Linked DNA regions of Mus musculus: region 1 is linked to region 2. The links are chromatin contacts, found by Hi-C or POLR2A ChIA-PET in ENCODE. All regions are on one chromosome and are shown on one strand. Each heading gives the region's core, a stretch centred on a gene start or an enhancer-like site at or near the end of the contact. The rest is flanking DNA. Distances are from core to core; before and after follow the strand shown. Region 1 holds the start of Stxbp2 (syntaxin binding protein 2). Region 2 holds the start of Rps23rg1 (ribosomal protein S23, retrogene 1).

Region 1 (5,294 bases), core at 2,181-4,680, 63 kb after region 2:
GCATCTAGTTTCCTGGCTTGAACTGAAACTTCAGCCTTGGTAGAAAGTGCTTTTCCTGGATGAGCCATCTCACCAGCTCTGTGAATGACTTTTCAACAAAGCTTTAAAGGAGAAAGAGTTTTATTGTAGTGAAGAGATACCATGACCATGGCAATAATTTTTTTTAGATCTTTATTTATTTATATTTGTGCACTGACATTTTGCCTACATGTGTATCTTTCTGAAGGTGTCAGAATTCTGGGAGCCAGAGTTACAGACAGTGGTGAGCTGACATGTGGGTGCTGGAAATTGAACCCAGGTCCTCTGGAAGAGCAGCCAGTGCTCTTAACCACTGAGCCATCTCTCCAGCCCCTGACCATGGCAACTCTTATAACGGAAAATATTTAATTGGGTCTTGCCGTGTGCCACACATAGCATAGCTTGAACATATACGACCTCAAAGCCCCACCTCCACAGTGACACTTCCTCCAACAAGGCCACACCTAATAGTGCCACTTTGTGGCCCAAGCATTCCGACACATGAGTCTATGGGGCCATACCTATTCAAACCACCAGAGGTCCCAAGTCCTACTTAGGGTGGCTGGCTGTCCTTATTCACCTGTAACTGTAACTGTTAGATCTTATGGGTTGATCCTGAGGGTGCGGGTTTGTATTTCCAGTTACTCAGAAGGCTATATATAGCAGGAGGATTACAAATTTAAGGCCCACCTGGTGAGTCAGTGAGAACCCATTTCAAATTAAAAGAAAACTGGAGCTATACCTCAATAGAGAGACAAAAATGTTTTTTGTTGTTTTTGTTTTTCTCAGCATAACTCTTGTCTTGACCTAAGAAACCCATCAAAGAAGGATAGGTCAGTTTTGTCAGGTCCCAAATAAGACTCAGCATTAGGTCTCAAACCAGTTAGCTGAGGTGCATATCAGCATGCCCAAGCACACGAAAACCTCCATGCTTACTGAGGCTAAACCTGTGGCTTCTCTCTGCTTTTCTCACTTCTGCCTCTACCCTAAACCTCTCCAGCTTAGGGGCTTCTCTTCCCTCCTTGTAGCTTTTGATCCCTATATAACCTAGCCATTTTAACTACACACTCTCTTGGTTCTTCTGTCTCTTGGATCAATCTTGGCTCTCTTGGTCAGCTTACCTCCATCCCCTTTTCTCTTCCTCTCACTGTCTCTCTCCTCTAATGGCCCAGTTCAGTAATACTGGTCATGTCTAGTCTACTACTTTCCCTGCTCTGGACTCCTCTAGATACCTCTGGCTGCACTCTCCCTTGTATATACAGTCATGTTCTCATTTTCACTCTAGTTTGACTTAGCTAAGAAGCCTGGTCACTGCCACTCTCCACTCCTGCTACCCACTTCTAGCTCCTGCCAGACACTTCCCACTCATATTAGGCACTTCTCACTTTTCTCCTGTCAGTCACCCTCACATGTAGCTCGCCCCTTGATCTCATATAGGATTTTTTTGAGAGACAATATGATATCATGTAACCTAACCTGGCTATTAAGAATCTATGTAGTCATGGATGGAATTGAATTCTGGATCCTCCTTACCTCTAGAAGTCACTGTGATTAATGTGTAGGGCACTATGATTGGCTTATGTGGTGCTGGGTTGGAACCCAGAGCTTTGTGCATAGTAGGCAAGCACTCTAACCAGCTGAGCTCCATTCCTAGCCACAACTTGGAGACTTAAGCAGCATCAAGAAACTAGCTCAGATGAGCAAACCCACATTCACAACTACCACCCATTAGATCTGAAACCTTGTGTCTGTGATTGATATAGAGACTGTTGCCCCTATGTCACAGGGTGTCAGCTCCTCTCTAGAGAAACAATGGAAGCAGGCCTCAAAATTCTGAGTTTAATTTGAATCACCTACCATATGTGTGTGTGTAAGTGTGTTTGATCTGTTTGTGTGTCAGCACATGGATGCAATTGTCACCCTGTGTGTGTGGCTCCTAAGGTCATAAAACTGTAACAAATAGCTGGAGTTGTAGCTCAGTAGTAAAGTACTTAGCAAATACATGTATGATCCTGTGTTTGATCCTCAGTCTCTCTCTCTCTCTCTCTCTCTCTCTCTCTCTCTCTCTCTCTCCCTCACACACACACACACACACATACACACACACATACACATACACTTTTAAGGACTAGGAATTCCTTCAAAGCTCATGAACCGTCACGGAAGAAGGGGGGTGGTACGAATGTAAAAGGAGGAGGCTAGGCAAAAGTACATTACATGGACGTTATATTCATGAACTTCCTGTACTCTTGGTGTTACCTGTGCAAGATCAGGCCAACATATCAGTTGGGTATGAGCGCCAACTGAGCTCAATGTGCCTCAAAACAAAATAAGAGAGGATGTGAAGTGTGTGGGGTGAGGCTATGCATTTGGAGGTATCGGGGTGGGGCGGGCGAAGGAAGTTGGGGGTGGATGATATGATTGTTACAGGCTAGAAACTCTCGTTCTTTTCCGAACTATTGGAATTTATTATGTACAACAGGAGATTATATGTATAATTATTAAATGTATAGATTATATGTGTAAATTATTATTTGCAAAGGAGAGAGAGAGAGCCTTTCTTCAGTGATGTAGCCGTTGGTAAGTTGTTTATGCTCCTGTAAGCAACCCCTGTTAAAACCCATTGGGACACACACACACACACACAAACAGCAAGACATGCAAATAGAAGGGGTACTAGTTGGGAAGGGGAAAGGGATCAATCAAAATGGGCATAAGAGGGGAATGAGGGTGAATGTGATCAACATACATTATATGCATGTATGAAATGTCATAGTAAAACCCATTACCGTGTGCTATAAATACATGCTAATGAAAACGACTGAGGAGCATTCCTTCATGAACAGGCACAGATATGTGGTCATAGTCTTCGAGTCTATGTTTCTCCTTCACCACGGGGCTCTTACAGAATGTTAAGACTGAGAGCAAACTGCATAGAAAAGGCACCTAGCGGAGTCTCCCATGTACTCCCTCGGAAGTCTACCGAGCGTTGCCCAAGCTTGTACTACTAGTCTTTGGATCCCGGAAAGCAGTTGTGCAGTTCCAGATTTAGAAAGTCCCGCTGTCCTTTGAGTGGGCACACTATATCACAGACGGAAGAATTTCTGGACAGGGTGGTATTTGTACTCGGAGCGAGATGAGTATTTTTACCGCGCTGTCATCGCGCTAAGCAAATTGATCCCAGTGTGTGTGAGCAAGGGAATATTTAAGACTCCCGAGGGCGCACGCACAAACTGGCGATCGTCCGTTCGAGTCCCTGTCATTGTGCCTTCCCCTGAAGTGGAGCCAAGTGGTGCTGCTGGGACCCAGCTTCCTAGACGTAGAGAGAGAGAGAACAGATGGACCGGGAGGCGGACCAGGTGCGCAGAGGGCGTGGACCGAACCCACGGGGTGGGGCCCACGTGGATGACGCGTAGAGCCACGCCCCCACCTTGGGACCGACCCGGAAGCAGCGCTATTCCTCAGGGGAAGATGGCGCCCTTGGGGCTGAAGGCGGTGGTAGGGGAAAGTGAGTGTCACCCCGCGGCGGGGCTCTGGTGTTTTCTTGGCTGTCCCTTGGGGGATCTGGGGACCTCGGGAGAGGTGAGGTGCACGGATTCCGAGATCCCGGGATCTTGACGGTGGGGAGAGCACCTGACTCCTGAGGGGACGGGCGGGGTCTTGGGCCCAGCTGGACTGCCTGCCCCTCAGTTGCAGCTGGCAGAACAAAGTTGGGATGGGGAGGACTCAGACAAGGGAGGAGAGGGAGGCACCTCTAGGACACGTCTAGACCTTTGGGCTGCCTCCGCTACAGGCTGACGAGTTTCTGAACCCTGAAAGTTCAGGGGCTGGACTCAGGGGTCCTACAGTGACCTGGTCAACGACCCCACGTATTGTATGAGCACCCAGGTGTGCACATACCCCATGGGGGCGATGAAGGGGACACCTCATTCTCATCATGCCTGGGAGCTCCTTAGAAGGTTTGACTTCTCCTTGCAAGCTAAAGTTCTTGGTGGGGACAAGAGGGCTTGAGGATGCCCCTCCCCCACCTCCAGTAGTTCCGGCCTCAGGCACTTCTTCCGCCCTGATAACAGTGGACTCGACACTCTGGTGCACTGGCCAGGCTCTGGGCAAGGCCACCTTTCTTTCCCCTTTCCCCTACTCCTTCTTCTGGACAGAACAGGTTTTTGTGGAAAGGCCCAGTACCTTGGTGTTAAAAAGAAACCTCCCTACATAAGACAAGGGTTAGTGGGAAGCAGGCTTAGAGGTTGATAGGAACCTTCAGAATGCCAGGCATTCTAGTCTAAGGTACACCAGGAGGCCCTCAATCTCATTCACTCAATTCTCTAAGATGTACCTGACCTCTGAGCTTTGTACCGAGTAGACACGAGGGTACTTAGCTAAGTTATCTGACCTCAGAGCACTTGAATTTGACCAACTGTAAATTGGGGGTAATGCCAGGAGCTTCAACTCAGGATCCAGGTTGGGGGTCCAGCTTAGAGGACAAGTGTCCCAAGCCCTCTTCCCTTCTTTCTTCCCTGTAGAAATTTTAAGCGGCGTCATCCGGAGCGTTAAGAAGGATGGCGAGTGGAAGGTAGGGGCTGAGGCAGAATGCCTGGAGACCCAGGGGCAGCCTTTTACCCAGATCTATGCAGTGCCCCAGGCTATGAGAGTTGCCTCCAGAATTCCTTGAATAAGCTGTTAATCCATAGGGGTGGGTTTGGGTAGATGGATGCCCCACTGCCTCTGATTCTCCTGGGACCAGCTACAGACATTTTTGTACGGCTCACCTCTCCTTGTGTCTATACCCATTCATCTGGTCAGGTCCTCATCATGGATCACCCGAGCATGCGAATCTTGTCATCCTGTTGTAAAATGTCAGATATCCTGGCGGAGGGCATCACCAGTGAGTGGATGAATCTGAGGTGGACCCTTGAATGTGGGGTGTCTGGATGTATCCCTTGAGTGTGAGATCCCTTCAGACTGGTTCAGTCTGAAGTTCTCCCTACATAGCCTGGAGGAGGTTTATAGGATTCCTTCCATGTAGGATTTCCTGATTACAATCCCTAAAGGGTCAGCCTCACTGACTGTAACCAACTCAACCTCCTGAGCAGAGAATATAACATATAGCGCCTTTGACAGAGTGATTGCCTAACATGAACAAATCCCCGAGTTCAGTCTCTAGCTCCATGTAAAATAGTCATAGTGGCAAATGCCTGTAATCTCAGCCCTCAGGAGGTGGAGGTGGAGTATCACAAGTTTAAAGTTAATCAGCTTATGAGTTCAAAGCCAGCCAG
Region 2 (5,490 bases), core at 2,930-5,429:
CTCTGGAAGAGCAGTCAGTGCGCTTAACCACTGAGCCATTTCTCCATCTTCACCCCCCCCGCCCCCGCCCACTCCTCTTTCTTAAGAGGGGGATGTGTGTAGTCCAGGCTGGCCTTCAACTTAAGGCCTGCCCTCCCCTCCTCCTGCCTCTTCCCTTGAGTGCTGGGGTGGCAGGAGTGCTCCTCAGCACGTGATGACAAACCTCTGACTTTTAGCACTGAATAATACTGCTTTGGATGAGCCCCACTTCTACAGTCTTAAAAGCAGTTCCCAGACAGCCGAGTGTCCCACCTCAGCAGCTCTCACACATCTTATTCTTATTCGTTCATTTGGGAAAAGGCTAAAATTATCACCATGCCCAACCTTACTAAGAATTGGGTTTTTAAAGCTATTGAGCCAGAAAATGACAATTATTTTAAAATCTCTCTGTGTGTGCATATGTGTGTGTGTGTGTACATGTAGGTATATGTAGGTATATATATATATATATGAATGTATGTAGAAGCAGGCATGTGTGTGTGTGGAAGCCAGAGGTCAACCATGGATATCCTAATTTAGGAGTTTTCTATCTTGGTCTGTGTGTGTGTGTGTGTGTGTGTGTGTGTGTGTGTGTGTGTGTATGCAAATGTGAGGGAGTAACTGTGGAAGCCAGAAGTGGATGTCAGGTGTCTTCTTCCTCAGTTTCTCTCTATTTTATGCTTTATATTATTGCTACATTGTTTTGTGTGTGTGTGTGTGTGTGTGTGTGTGTTTTTTCTTGGTTTTTTCGAGACAGAGTTTCTCTGTGTAGCTCTGGCTGTCCTGAAACTCACTTTGTAGACCAGGCTGGCCTCGAACTCAGAAATCTGCCTGCCTCTGCCTCCCAAGTGCTGGGATTAAAAGTGTGCGCCACCACGCCTGGCAGTTGCTACATTGTTATAACATATTACTTAAATATAAGTAAAATAATATGTTGCTTTAATTTTATGTGTATGAGTATACCTGTATGGATGTATGTGTCATGTAAAGGCCAGAGGAGGGCATCAGATCCCTTGGAACTGGAGTTACAGATGGTTGTGAGACTCCATATGGTTTCTAGGAACCAAACCATGGTCCTCTGTAAGGGCTGTCAGTGTCCTTAACCAATGAGTCATCTCTCTAACCTCACCCACCTTATCTCTTTGAGATCTCTCAATGAGTCTAGAGTGCATCAATTTGGTTAAACTGATTGGCTAGTGAGCCTCAGGGTCCTCACATCTCTGCTCCCACCAACCACCACAGGAAAGAGTTACGAGCACATGCCATCACATTTTACATAGTTGCTGTCGATTGAACTCAGGTTGTTATGTTTGCACCACAAGCACTTTTCCAGACAAGCCAGTTCCTCAGTCCCCAACTAGCACCTTCGTTTATGAGATAAGGCCTCTTACTGCAACCTAGGGCTTGCTTTGCTAGGCTTGTTTGGCTGGCCAGGGAACTATCAGGATCTCCACCTGTGTCTGCTTCACCAGACCTAGAATTACAAATGCATGGTACAATGCCCAGAGTTTTGGGTAGGTGTTGGGAACTGAATTCAGTTTCTCATTCTTGTGTGGCAAATACATAACAAACTCCATTGGGAGTGCCAATGAAGACCAATTCTTTCCTTCTGATCCTTTCCCTCCATCCCATTCCATCCCTTCCCTTCACCTCCTCTTGTTTCTCCCTTCTCTCTCTCTCTAGGCCCCCTTCCTTGTTCTCTTCCCCACCCCCATCCCACTCCTTCCCTCATCCCTCCCTCTCTTCCTTTCTTTCTTTCAACAGGGTCTCAAGTTGCCCAAGCTGGCCTCAAATTCCTATATAGTCTAGGATAATCTTGAGTTCCTGATCCTCCTGCCTCTATCTCCTGAGTAATGGGGTTGTTGAGGATACTACCACATCTAGTTTATGCTAGTGATGGAAACCAGGGCTTTGAGCACAGGAGGCAAGCACTTTACCAACTCAGCCCCATCCCCTACCTCAGATTTTTTTTTCTTTTGAAATGCAATTTGATTGATAGTCTAAAAGAAAAAAAAAATGATGCCTATAATGTCTAAATCGGCAATCCATCCTCTGGGAGCACACAATTTGGAGGAGGTGTGTGGGAAATAGTTCCAGAGGCTGTTGACAATGGTGTAGGGGTATAGGAAGCTCTGAGGCCTTTAAAAGAACGAGACAGACCTGTATTTACTGACATGGAAAAACACATGTATATCGCTCCATGAAAAGGAATGGGGACCATACAGGCGGATTCCACTGGAGCAAGCAGACACATGTAGAGTGGCCACAGTGAACTCCTTTCACTCCAGTGTGCTGCGGAGGAGGGGACTCAAGGGAGGAACGTCAGGAGAAATCTTGTTATTGAAGATGAAATATTCCCTGAGCTTGTAACCTCTTCTCCTCCACCAGGGTTGCTTTTAGATTTTCACTATCATAGATGAGATTGGGGTGGGGATTTTCCTTCTTCTTCCCCCTCATCCTGTTCACCCTACTCCTCTTTTTCAGGTAGGTTGTTAATATGAAGCCTGGGATGACCTTAACTTTGAGATCCTCCTGCCTCAACCTTTGGAATCTTCGGATTACAGCTGTGCACCACACCCACCAACTTCTTTTTATTTGCTCTCTCTCTCTCTCTCTCTCTCTCTCTCTCTCTCTCTCTCTCTCTCTCTCTCTCTCTCCCCTCCTATCATTGATTCAGGTGCAGCAGCAAATATGAGGTCAGAGGTCAACTTACAGGAGTTTGTTCTCCTTTCACTATGCTGTGAGGATTCAACTCAGATATCAGGCTTGTGCAGTGAGTGACCTCTCTTTGAGTCTCATTTGGCCCAGGATGATCTTGGACTTGTGAATCTCTAGCTTCTTCCTCCTGGGATCATAGCACCATGCCTGCTTTAGTCAATACTTGGGATGGAACCCAAGGCTTTTTGCAGGCCAAGTGCTCTACCAACTTAACCACAGCCCTAAGCCCTCAATCATTTCTTCCTATTATCTCCAATGTGTTATTGCAATAAACGAGTAAGAACATTCTTCCATTTCCCCTGTTCCTGTTCTTAGGAAAAACAAACACTAGACTTGACAACAGAGGCTCATAGCTGACTGGCTTCATTGTAGTGCTTGATACACTTGGCTAAGTTGCTCTGGTAAAAGGCGGAAAAGTTTAACACCCCTGGCAGTGGGTGGAAGGTCCTGTTTCATGGCACAGTTGGAAATTATTAGACAGGACAGCTGGGAGGGCTACTGGAAGCACAGAACAAATTCAGGATGTTCGAGGCTCTGGGTTCCAACCCAAGCACATTGCCCCACCTCAATCAAACAGCAAACCAAACCTGGTGACATGGCTGTAACCAGAGCACTCACGCGGTGGAAAGCAGAAGCTGAAGGCCACTTTTAGTGTGTTTGAGGCCAGCCTGGCTTACATGTCCCCCAACCCCCCAAATAGGACTGGGGGTATGGCTCAGTGGGTAAAGCACTTGCCAACCTGAGTTCAGGTCCCTAGAAACCTCATAAAGGTAGAATGGACTCCACAAATTATCCTCTGACCTACACACAGAGAGACTACACACCTGCTCTCACACATTAAAAACGTGCAAGATAAAAACTTGCTGGGCATGGTAGCACACTCTTTAATCCCATCATTCGTGAGGTGGAAGCAGGTGGATCTCTGTGAGTTTGAGGCCAGTCTGGTCTTTAAAGCCAGTTCCAGGACAGCCAGGGTTGTTACACATAGAAACCCTGTCTTGAAAAAACAAAATAAATAAGTAACTCTTTCTTTGACTTAAAAGGGGAGGTGGGGCGCCATGTGATTTGCACAACTTTTAATCCTAGTGAAAGATTATCCATTAGACTGACTCCCAGATAAGCAGACCAAGAGGGAGATCGGCCAGAGCTAGGTAACAAAGATAGCAAGCTCCGAGGATGGTAGCTTCTTCCTCGCCCTGCTGAGCTGAGACAAAAGCCTGGAGGCTTAAAACAAATGCCTTACATGCTTTTGTCTCCTGCCAGCAGGACTCTGCTGCTGGTCTGGGTCAGGTGTCCGAGGTCTGCTCAGGACGGTCACACAACAGTTCTGAGCCAATCAGCTACTCTGTCTTTCTTCAAACTGACCAACCGTAAAGTAGGGAAGAAAACTCAGACTTTAAACCCCCAGCCTTCATTGTCAACCTCTCTGCTTTGCAGAGAGTCTTTCTCTCACCCCAGATAAATGCCTGTCCTCAACTGCCGATTCTCTCTGCTGCTGTCAGCAGACTGGAGATTTCTCCACTGCCACCTGTCGTGCTTGAGGTTTGTCCTGCCTTTTAGTTAGTGAATTGGCAGAGAAAACGAACCGGATAAAGAACCCTAGACTGTATTACTAGGACTTTGAAGGCAGAGGCGCGTAGAACTCTGTGTATTCAAGGCCAGCCTGGTTTATATAGGCCAGCAAGTTTCAGGACAGCCAGGTCTACAAAATGAGACCCTGCCTCAGAAAGAAAAAGAAAGAAAGAAAGGAAGAGAGAAGAGAGGGAGGGGGGAAAGGAAAGAAGGAAGGAAGGAAGGAAGGAAGGAAGGAAGGAAGGAAGAAGTTAAAGAACGCAGCTTTGTATATATATTATTTTAGTATATATTTGTTTATTTACTTTGTGTGTGTCTATATGTGCGTGTAGAGTTCAGAGGAGAACTTGCAGAAATCGGTTCTCCCCTCCCACCATACGGATCCCTGCAATCTACCTCAGAGCAAGCAGTCGTTGGGGTGGGGTGGAGGATTTTTTTAAAGCCCCCTGCAGCCTCCGTTGCTTTCCACACTTTTAATATCTTACTTCAGTATGCAAATTTTTTCCAATCCTCTGTTCTTGTGGCTTTTTTCTATGGCTCAAACAAGTGGTGGGTCCTGAGTGGTTGTGTTGGAGTGGGGTGACACTCTCCGCAGGTGTGAGCACTCAGAGAGGCAGATAGACTGGGAGGATCACATACTGTTTCTGCTTCGTGTTTGTTCATGTTTGTAAGTATTGATTTTGTATGATCAGCTTTATTTACCTGAGTGCAACGGGGTGTTATATTTGAAGAACCTGTGTGTGTGTGTGTGTGTGTGTGTGTGCGTGCATGTGTGTAGGTGTGTATGTGTGTAGGTGTGTGTATGTGCATGTGTGTAGATGTGTGTGTGTGAGAGTGTGTGTGTAGGTGTGTCTGTATGTGTGTCTGTGCATATGTGTAGGTGTGTATGTGGGCATGTGTGTCTGTGTGTGTACATGTGTGTTTGTGTGTCTGTGTCTGTGTAGGTTTGTTTGTGTGTGTGTCTGTGCATGTGTGTATGTGTGTGTGTGCATATGTGTATGTGTGTGTGTAGGTTTGTTTGTGTGTGTGTCTGTGCATGTGTGTATGTGTGTATGTGTGTCTGTGCATGTGTGTCTGTGTGTATGTGTGTGTGTGCATGTGTGTCTGTGTGTGTAGGTATGTCTGTGTGTATGTGTGGTGTGTCTGTGCATATGTGTAGGTGTGTGTGTGCATGTGTGTAGG

What was found. A loop is a pair of places that touch in the nucleus more often than their neighbours do. ChIA-PET counts read pairs that join two places held with the same protein, here RNA polymerase II (POLR2A).
Region 1: a loop to region 2 is called in a map of CH12.LX, with 1.9 times the contacts of the local background. The contact joins the promoter of Stxbp2 here to the promoter of Rps23rg1 in region 2. A Hi-C loop is called at or near these places in 3 of 37 maps with a recorded cell type or tissue (CH12.LX, Patski and heart). POLR2A ChIA-PET finds 5 or more read pairs at or near these places in 3 of 5 experiments (Patski and embryonic stem cell).

What each region holds. Positions count from the first base shown.
Region 1 is chr8:3,627,679-3,632,972 of GRCm38, forward strand. It overlaps Stxbp2 (syntaxin binding protein 2), which reads left to right and starts at 3,431. Exons shown (of 19, transcript NM_011503.5): 1 at 3,431-3,526; 2 at 4,542-4,591; 3 at 4,822-4,903. The coding sequence starts at 3,490.
Region 2 is chr8:3,563,819-3,569,308 of GRCm38, forward strand. It overlaps Rps23rg1 (ribosomal protein S23, retrogene 1), which reads left to right and starts at 4,180. Exons shown (of 6, transcript NM_001024728.2): 1 at 4,180-4,278.